2 separate regions of the Homo sapiens genome follow, and region 1 is linked to region 2. A link is a contact called in ENCODE Hi-C data. All regions are on one chromosome and are shown on one strand. Each heading gives the region's core, a stretch centred on a gene start or an enhancer-like site at or near the end of the contact. The rest is flanking DNA. Distances are from core to core; before and after follow the strand shown.

The links. A loop is a pair of places that touch in the nucleus more often than their neighbours do. Pooled maps may share reads with other maps.
Region 1: a loop to region 2 is called in a pooled map, with 6 times the contacts of the local background. The contact joins two enhancer-like sites. A Hi-C loop is called at or near these places in 2 of 37 single-sample maps with no recorded cell type and 4 of 50 pooled maps.

Annotation. Positions count from the first base shown.
Region 1 is chr7:87,561,175-87,566,211 of GRCh38, reverse strand. It overlaps ABCB1 (ATP binding cassette subfamily B member 1), which reads left to right. Exons shown (of 28, transcript NM_001348946.2): 7 at 1-142; 8 at 4,825-4,949. Among named protein-coding and RNA genes, the nearest start is that of ABCB1, 37 kb to the left of the region's middle. Within about 2 kb of position 1,776, at least 2 of the 41 ENCODE cell types and tissues checked have a DNase peak (open chromatin) inside an H3K27ac peak, as active enhancers do.
Region 2 is chr7:87,412,408-87,417,535 of GRCh38, reverse strand. ABCB4 (ATP binding cassette subfamily B member 4) reads left to right here. Exons shown (of 28, transcript NM_000443.4): 21 at 21-224; 22 at 3,819-3,919. Among named protein-coding and RNA genes, the nearest start is that of ABCB4, 61 kb to the left of the region's middle. Within about 2 kb of position 3,000, at least 6 of the 41 ENCODE cell types and tissues checked have a DNase peak (open chromatin) inside an H3K27ac peak, as active enhancers do.

The DNA of each region.
Region 1 (5,037 bases), core at 527-3,026, 150 kb before region 2:
TGACAAAATTGGAATGTTCTTTCAGTCAATGGCAACATTTTTCACTGGGTTTATAGTAGGATTTACACGTGGTTGGAAGCTAACCCTTGTGATTTTGGCCATCAGTCCTGTTCTTGGACTGTCAGCTGCTGTCTGGGCAAAGGTAGGTGAAGCCTGTGAATCCAGATTTTGAACTGCACCTTCTCCCTTCCTGCTCTCACCCTACGGAAAGGTCTTTTTACTACATGATGACTCTGATTCTGTACTTGTTACTTTTACGTTTTCTGTTCAAAATCAGCTGGATAAGCATATCCAGCCTCACTGAGTACTACCCCTGCCAAGACTCCATGCTGTTCTTGGCCATGTGATTATTTGGGGAAGGGATGAGAAAGAAGAATGTAGCTCTCATATCTACCTTCTGCCTTTGTAAGAAAACGAGCAAGTAAACAAACAAAAACAAAAACAAAACAAAAAAAAAAAACTTGAACTCCAAAGAACCATGCTCTCTAGTGGATGATGCCCCATTCACACGGCAAGTAGAGACTCAAGTTTAGTGAACTACAGATGTCCCATTCAATTAACATTTTTTTTTACTTTAATGTTTTTGGCTTTCTAGATTTTTGTTTAAGTTTTAAATTGATTTTACAGTTTTGTCAGCATTCAAACACAGTTAAATTTTTGGTTATAAAATAATTTAAGAAAACAGATACTTTCTAGTCCCTAAGGATGCATATAAATCCTTGGCCTTCAGCTCTCTCTCCTGTCATGAAGGCAGAGAGGTAGAAGTGGCCCTCTCTACCCCAGCACACGTTTCCAGTGATCTTTTAAAACTTATTTTCCATTTCAAGGTGAACATGGTGTTAATTTTAAACTGATTTGATATGAGTGTATTTTCAGTAGAGAAATTGGCCCAGTATGTAATTTTTGTGGAGTTCAACACAACTCAGATAAGGCAATATAAATTCATGTAGCAAAAGTAATGAATGGACAACCAAAACCAAGCATCACACAAAATAAGTCAGGTAGTAAGTATTAAGAAACTGTAGAAATTTTAACCTGTATAATGGATATTATTTTGTTTCTGCAAATAATAATTATCATTTATTGAGCATTTATTGTCACGCAAATGCCTGTGTTATCTTTCTGAAGTATAGGTATTATCTCACTTTACAGAGAAAGAAACTGAAGTTCTCAGGTCTCTGTTAATTTTTTGCTCAGAGTAACATAGAGTTCAAATAATGTTTCTGGGGATTATCAGTTAACTAAAATATTTGGCAAAAGCTTCTTGTCAATTGATTTTTCTGTATACTAGAATGTTAAGCAAGTTAGGTGGCAAACTCTTCACATCAGTATTTGTTGAAAAATTACTTAAAATGTTTTGATGTCTGTTTTAAGATTAAAAACAGACCATGAGTTAATCTTTTAATGATTAATTATGCATTGCTTCACATGCCATTTATTTAGTAAAAGGAGCCCCAGGCTGGCTGCTAGAGACCTAAGCTTTAATCCTCACTCAGCATTACACTTTTGGTATCATTTCAAACAAATTTCTTAAATTCTTTGGATGTCAATCATATCAAAAAAGAAATGTAGTTCACTCTGTGTCTGGGAAGCCTCTTTGTGTCTGTGAGCCTGAGGCTCTACCTTCAAACCTAGAGACACAGAAGCAAATAGATATAGCAGAAAGGGACCCAATCACAGCAAGTGACCTGGCCCAGGAAGCCTCTTTTGTACTTTGTGCCCAAGACTGTCTTCCCAGCGCCCAGAGACACTGGGCCACTAGAGGGCATTGGTACAGGAAACCACCACACTCTTCCCGACCTGGCAGTCTGATCTTGAAAAACCACTTTCACTCCCTCAAGCAGCAGAAGCAGGGGCCAGTGGGAGCCCCAGAAGCTTCACATAAATCAAGCCGACCAAAATAATACTACAAACACTCTGAATATTAAACCGCTCCTGGAACCACAGCTCACAAAAGTAGACCAATACTATCATGCTAAACTTCAATGGAACAACTGCCGGCTAGAGTAAGGCAGGTTTATTTTATTTTAACTTTTTAAAACTTTTATTTTAAGTTCAGGGGTGTAAGTGCAGGTCTGTTCCATAGGAAACTTGTGTCATGGGCATTTGTTATACAGATTATTTCATTACCCAAGTATTAAGCCTAGTACCCATTAGTTATTTTTAATGACTGTCTCCCTCCTCCCACTCTCCACCCTCTAATAGGCCCCAGTGTGTGTTGTTCCCCTCTATGTATCCATGTGTTCTCATCATTTAGCTCCCACTTATAAGTGAGAACATGCAGTATTTAGTTTTCTGTTCCTGAGTTAGTTTGCTAAGCATAATGGCCTCCAGCTCCATCCATGTCCCTGCAAAGGACATGATCTCATTTTTTTTATGGCTGCATAGTATTCCATGGTGTCTATGTACCACATTTTTTTTTTATCCAGTCTATCATTGATGGGCATTTAGGTTGATTCCATCCTTGTTTTGTGCCAGTTTTCAAGGGGAATGCTTCCAGCTTTTGCCCATTCAGTATAATGTTAGCTGTAAGTTTGTCATAGATGGCTTTTATTATTTTGAGGTGTGTTCCTTTAATACCTTGTTTGTTGAGAGTTTTGATCATGAGTGGATGTTGCATTTTATTGAAAGACTTTTTGCATCTATTGAGATAAGCAAGTGCTTTTGTTTATGTGATGAATCACATTTATTGATTTACATCTGTTGAGCCAAACTTGCATCCTGAGGATAAAGCCTACTTGATCATGGTAGATAAGCTTTTTGATGTGCTGCTGAATTCAGTTTGCCAGGATTTTGCTGAGGATATTTGTATCATATTTGTTCATCAAGGATACTGGCCCAAAGTTTTTTTGTTGTTGTATCTCTGCCAGGTTTTGGTATCAGGATTATTCTGGCCTCATAGAATGGGTCAGAGAGGAGTCCCTCCACCTAAATTTTTTGGAACATTTTCAGTAGGAATGGTATCAGCTCTTCTTTTTACATTTGGCAGAATTCAGCCATGAATTCATCTGGTCCTGGGCTTTTTTAGGGGGTGGTAAGCTATTATTACTGCCTCAATTTCAGAACTCTTTATTGGTCTGTTCAGGGATTTTATTTCTTCCTGGTTCAGTCTTGGGAGGATGTATGTGTTCAGTAATTTATCCATTTATTCTAGATTTTCTAGTTTATGTGCACAGAAGCATTCATAATATTCTCTGATGGGATCCTTGTGACTGAATTGTTCTGCATCATGACTGTGTTGTGTACTACCATGTCCAGCTAGTTTTTAATTTTTTTGTAGAGATGGGGTTTCTATGTGTTGCCCAGGCTGGTCGTGAACTCTTGGCCTCAAGTGATTCTCCCACTTGTCACCCCAAAGTCCTGGGACTATAGGTGTGAGTCATCACACCTGGCCTTTTCATATCCTTGATAATAGGATAGGTTAGAGGGTCTTTTTTTTTTTTTTTTTCTTTTCACAGACATGATCTCCTGAAAAACACAACACTTAATGAAGATTCAACCATACTTTTGTCTGCTTATAATGATGGAAGGTCATAGAAGGAAAAGGGAGCTAGATTTGTAGAATTCATTGTGGTGTTTGATATATTAATAATAAATTAAAATAACATTTTTAAACACTCCTAACTTTAAAGTATTTCTTTAAAGTATCACTTTGAAGTGATCTTCCTATTTTTGGTTGTCTCCATTGTGGCAATTGTTGTGGCACCATGAGGTTTCAGAAGGAGCAGAAAAACATTCCTAAAGCATGTTGTATGAGCCTCCTCTATTCTACAGATGTTTGTTAAGGGATGGCGCTGGCCACCCTATCTCAGACCTCCTACCGTGAATGGTTCTGCAAATATGGTGGGACAGCCCCAGGAAGATTGCTTTGAGAAGTCAGGAATGTCTAGTGAATCAATGGAATATTATTTTGGGTACTAAAGAGGCTAGGTACGTGCAGCACAATGTCTGCACTTAGAACATAACTAATCAATGTTCATTTGCCTTCATCCACCCATTCCTCTAGCTGTCATAGCTCCTTTTACTTTCACACACAGGAAAGGGAGAAATCCACTGTCAAAACCCAAACAACTTTGAGCTTTTTATGCCAAGAAGGGATAGATCAATGTTACTTACATAAATGAGTCCACAAGTGCCTATGAATTTTTTATTGAAAGAATATAATTCTATTTAATCAGAATTTTTAAAATAAATTGGTTTTGTGTAATTTTGGGGGAGGGGTGGGGAGAACAGGGTCTCACTCTGTTGCCCAGGCTGGACTGCAGTGGCACAACCACTGCTCACGGCAGCCTCGTCCTCCTAGGCTCAAACGATCCTCCCACCTCAGCCTCCTGAGTAGCTGAGACAATAGGCATGTGCCACCACACCTAGCTAATTTTTAATTTTTTTGTAGAGGCGGGGTCTTGCCATGCTGCCCAGGCTGGTCTAGAATTCCTGGGCTCAAGCAATTATTCATCTTTGGCATCCTAAAATGTTAGGATTACAAGTGTGAGCCACCACACCTGGCCTGTCATGTGTAATCTTTATTTAGGTAGTTGACCACTTCAGCATTCTAGGTACAATAACGTTAGCCCTTTTCCCATTGCAATTGATCCAGCTTTCATAATAGGACCCTCTGGGACCCAAGTTCATGCATCAGTGGCTGGTTTCAGGGAGAGGTTTACTTCAGTGGCTGTTAATACAGACCAAAGGCAAGTAAAAGACAGATTTTGCTCTACACATGCATTAATGTATAAGCAGCATTTATGTATACATTTATTTTTACTTTACAAAAGATAAAATTAACGTGTTTTTTTCATGATCCAAAATTGTATTTTTAAACAGATACTATCTTCATTTACTGATAAAGAACTCTTAGCGTATGCAAAAGCTGGAGCAGTAGCTGAAGAGGTCTTGGCAGCAATTAGAACTGTGATTGCATTTGGAGGACAAAAGAAAGAACTTGAAAGGTTTGAGTTTCTTTTTTAAATGGATAGATATGTTAAATTCTGTCTTCTCAAATGCCCTTCAGATTGACAGTGTTATTTATAAGCATTT
Region 2 (5,128 bases), core at 1,751-4,250:
TTGTGCTTTTTCTCTCCCAGGCCACAGGAACCAGGTTGGCTTTAATTGCACAGAATATAGCTAACCTTGGAACTGGTATTATCATATCATTTATCTACGGTTGGCAGTTAACCCTATTGCTATTAGCAGTTGTTCCAATTATTGCTGTGTCAGGAATTGTTGAAATGAAATTGTTGGCTGGAAATGCCAAAAGAGATAAAAAAGAACTGGAAGCTGCTGGAAAGGTAGGTCAAATAAGATTTCAATTGGTGTTAAGTGTTGTTTTTAGACATGTGTTTTATTTGAATTATTTATCATGATATGCAGGCTTTAATAATTAAATGTTTGTGCCCACTACAACTAATAATTGTCAATTGTGTATGAAATATTTTACTGTATTAATGTCTAGAACTTAAATATAAGGTGATTAACATAAAACGTTGAGCCTATAGAAAGCACTTAACATAGTTATGATAAAGAACTTCTGAATATTCAAAGTGCATTTCATTTTACTTCATGTCCAAATGCTACTGTTTGGACAAATGTCATCCCTGTTTCACAAACCTTCATGCAGAAGACTGTAAGTGAATTGTTCAGGGTCGGACATGTGCTGGCATTTAAGAGATCCTCTTCTTTTTGGCTGTGATTTCTATAATTAAGATGGCAGCCACCAGATGGCAGTAATGCCTCAATTTTGTGGTTCTCACTATAATGGCAATTGGGCTTAACATTTACTTGAGCCTTACTACGTGCCAGTTATTGTGCTACATATTTATATGCACCAATTTATTACATCTTCACAATAATCCTATAAGGCAGGCACTATTGTTATCCCAATTTCAGAAATACAGAACCTGAGATTCAAACAGAAGTTAGAGATTTGGCTGGGATTTAAGTTCAGGTCTAGTTTCAAAGCTCTTACCTCTACTATATGGTCTCTTTATATGTGTTTAAGTGTCTAAATCTACACATAAACATTTTATTTACAAGTACATGCACTGAAATGTTCACATGTAGATTATAACCATGAACATTCTTAGTCTTATTTATGTAATTATTATCCTTTATTGAAACATGAGGAAGTGAAGCAGATAATAAATATAAATTGTGATATAGGTTTTATAGCATTGCACTTTACAAAGCCCTTTTACAAGCATTACTGCAACTGACCTTAACTAGTTATGAGAAGTGGAACAGACAGTATCTCTATAGGGAAGAAGGCGTCAGAGACTGGGTGAGTGACTAGCTTCAGAGGCACCATATTAAGAGGGAAGATTAACATTCGGACTAACCATGTTTCCACTAAACCAATTATGTCTGGTGAAATCCTTTCTTGTCCTCTTGTAATCAGCATCAGCTGCCGCTGCATGCAGCGTTAGGTATAATAGTATCTCCAGGTTTCCATCAGAATTCACTCTCCTCATTTTCACGCTGCATCCTCTCCAAGACTTGGAGCTTGCTAGGACAATATGTGGTTCCCAGGACTTGGGAACCCCTGGGTGTCTAGAGTTCTTGAAGATTCTCTTGGCTGCTGGCTGTGGGTACTTTAGGGCATCATTTCCTTGACTTCTGAGTGTCTCAACTAACTGCTGAAGAAACACTGTGTAGCTCTGTTTCCTCCCCTGCCCCTCAATCCTGCTTCTTTCCACATTTCATATGGGAGAATGGTCAGTTGGATGGAATGAAAATAAACTTTTCTTAGACAAGTTACATGATAGAAAACATCTTGAATCTAGTTAATAGTCTTAGCTCCATTAATTGTTAGAATTTTGTCAGAGTAGAGCAGGTAGAATTGAGCAGTATTGAAACAAAACAAAATCTTGGGTTATTAGCTTTGGTCTTGCTATTCACAGTGTGTGAGGCTGGAGAAGATCCCCAACTTCTCTAGTCCTCATGTCCTACCTTAGTAAAATGAGAAATTGTACCAGATACTGCCCCAAGTTCCTTCCAGCTAAAACCCTGTTATTCTAAGCATCAGAGATTGAATAACTCAGACTGGCCAGTTTAAATTTTTTTAGTAGCTACTTTAACCTAATAGGGTTATGAAATATGAAAGATTAAATATGAAATATGAAAGATTTTAAATATGAAAGATTAAAAATGTTTTAAATGTTAATATCAGCAGTTCAATCATAGTTTAATATTGTTTACTCAGTCAGCACTTGCTTAAGAGTCGGAAAGAAGGTTCTAGAAAAACCCCAAATCACTATTTAAAAAGAAACACTCTCATTTACCTGGGTACAGTTTCATCATCATTAAAGTACAACAGGGTTTGAGGTATTCCCATCCCAATTTTCCAAAAAGGGCTTGGTAGTGAGGGTGTTGGTTACTGGGCAGGGAGTGGGGAGGGAAGACTGCCTCATAACCATCTTGACCCAGGGCTTGTCTGGTCACTGAGATTAAGGGCCCTCTGTGCCACAGCTAACCCGTAAGGGAGTTGATCCATGACTAGAATGTCAAGAGGAGTGTCAAGTCATTACTGGTTTCTCCTTGTGTAAATTACACAGCAGGGGTAGCAGAATAGCATTATGGCTTAGGAACATGGACTCCACATCAGATAGTCTCAGTTGGAATTCTTGCTTTGCTACTTATTAACTTTAGAACTTAAGGCAATTCAGTTAACTTCTCTGTGCCTCGGTTCTCTCATCTGTGTAAATAGGAATACTATTTCCCTTTCAAGGTTGTGAGGCTAAATGAGATCATATTGGTGAATGAGGTAATACTTGGACATAGTAAAAGCTCAGTAATTTTTCTCTATTCTTGTAATTGCTATCTGTTATATCTTTATTACAAATGAAAAATCTATGGTTATTCAGTCTCAAGCATCACATATCTTCCTTTCAGCTCATTGCAGAAGCTAAGAACTGAGGTAAAAAAAAAAGTCTTAAAGCTGTTAAAAACCTAAAATTAAGATCTTATGCTCCATGTGCTGTTGGTTTAGATGACTCAACTACAGAACTAAGATTTAGACTAAATAGCTAAGTCACAGACAATCAACATTTGTCAAGGGTGGTTTGGCTGTAAGAATCAGAGAACTGCTCTGGCTGGTTTGGGTAAAAGCGATTTGATATAAGGACACTCCAAAGTGCAAGAAATACAGGCAGTTTGTGTGTAACTGGCTCTTACAGCCACAGGCTCTAATATCTGAGTCTTCCTATACATCTATTCCATTCCTCGGATGCTGTATATTCAGACCAGCTTCTTACACATACCCAATGTGACATCAGCCTCTGAAGCCCCAGGGCCTCACGGTTCAAACTTGTGTCCAGGGCCAGGAAACCAAATCTGATTGACCCAGATTAGTCAGATGTCTGACTCTGATTTAATCACGGATTTAAAGCATGCTCATGTTGTTGACAATTGGGATCTCCTTCCCATTGTGGGTGGACAGCTTTTATAAGAAGTTATACTCAGGGAGGAAATAATTGGCAGCTCCAATAGGCCCTTAGAAATCACAGCCTAATCCTTTCTTTTAGGACTCTGCCTTGTGAAGAAAGCCAGGCCACAAAGGGGTTGTGACTAAGGCCAGTCATGTAACTGCCTGGTGGCAGGCTGGGAATAGAACCAGGCCCTTGGTTCCCAGGCCACAGTTCTTGCCCTTAGCTGATCAGCCTTCCTGAGCATACAAAGACTTGCCTACCATACTTAGCACAGCCAGAAGTACCAGTTTTGTCATAAAGCTAGTCTTGAACAGATTATGCCTTTGGTTTTTAATTTAAAGGAAATTAAAGCCTATCAACGTAACCTTCAGGATACTTTTGACAGAGCCCTAGGGCTTATTTTTCATTATTTCAGAAGTGAAAACACCACTTCTAATGAAGGTCTATTCTGTGTTACAGATTGCAACAGAGGCAATAGAAAATATTAGGACAGTTGTGTCTTTGACCCAGGAAAGAAAATTTGAATCAATGTATGTTGAAAAATTGTATGGACCTTACAGGTAATGAACCATATGATTCCTGCTAAGAACCTAGTGCTTTCCTAAGGCTGAATTATTGTCCCAAAAAGATAATAAAAGCTCTGCTGCTCCAAACAATGATATGACTATAAGGGTGGCCTTTTTTCAACAATTCTGTCACTGAAAATAAGTAGCTTTTTGATGTGACTAGGACACAGAATTATATTTTTTACATCTTATGCAAACAACAAGAATAGGTCTCCAAGACGTAAAAGATATAGAGAATTGCACAGTCTTTGGTTATCAGTGCAGGCAACATAAATAACCTATCTGGGTGACTTAAGACAAACATTCCTTTAAGGAATTGCTCAAACCTTTCTTTGCAGTGTGTAGACTGAACCAAAAGTGAGACTTGCTATTGGGTATGTTCCAGAGGAAAGTATTTCATTTGTTCTCTGAATGAGGACCAGATCCAACCTACTCTGAAGATAAAGAAACACAGACTATTTCAGTGGTTTATAGTTGAGCAATTCAAGAAACTCCTAATGGCACCATTTGCCACTCATTTCCACTGCAGCCTGATTTTATAAATGAGTATGTTTTAACACAAAGTTGAACACAACTTAGATTACAATTTTGCAGACTGGAACAGTAGTTTTGAACACTTGCAAATTTGAACAGATATCTTTGAAAGTCTCAATTTATGCCATCTCCTCAGTTATGCACACTTCATATGATACTAAATAACATGCAGCTACACCTTTGTGTCCATTTGTTGTTTGACATAAAACATGTATGCACCATTAATGATGACCTGTTTTTAACTTCAAGGAGGGTTAAGGAAGAATAGAAAGGTGAAGCTAATTATGAACTTGGTTATAATTTAAAGATTCAATAGCTTCACAGAATGCTCAAGTTTTGTAACACCATGTTCACAGCACATAAGTTAAACCATCCAAATTAGTAATACTTTGAATTTTTCCTTTTGCCAAAAACACCCTCATATTTGAGAGTAACTCAATTATAGTTCTTTTGGAGGATTCAGAAGCCAATAAAGTATAGCATGAAGTCAAATTAGAAACTGTACAAAATAAATTATATACAGGGGCGGCTGGCAGGATCTAGCTTGGGAAAGGACTTCTGGTGTATATCTATGTAAACTTCAGGGACTCAACTTTTGTGAATCTGAAACATGAATTTTAACCTAACAGAGTACAATTAGTTACAGGAAACAACATAATAGTAGTAAAT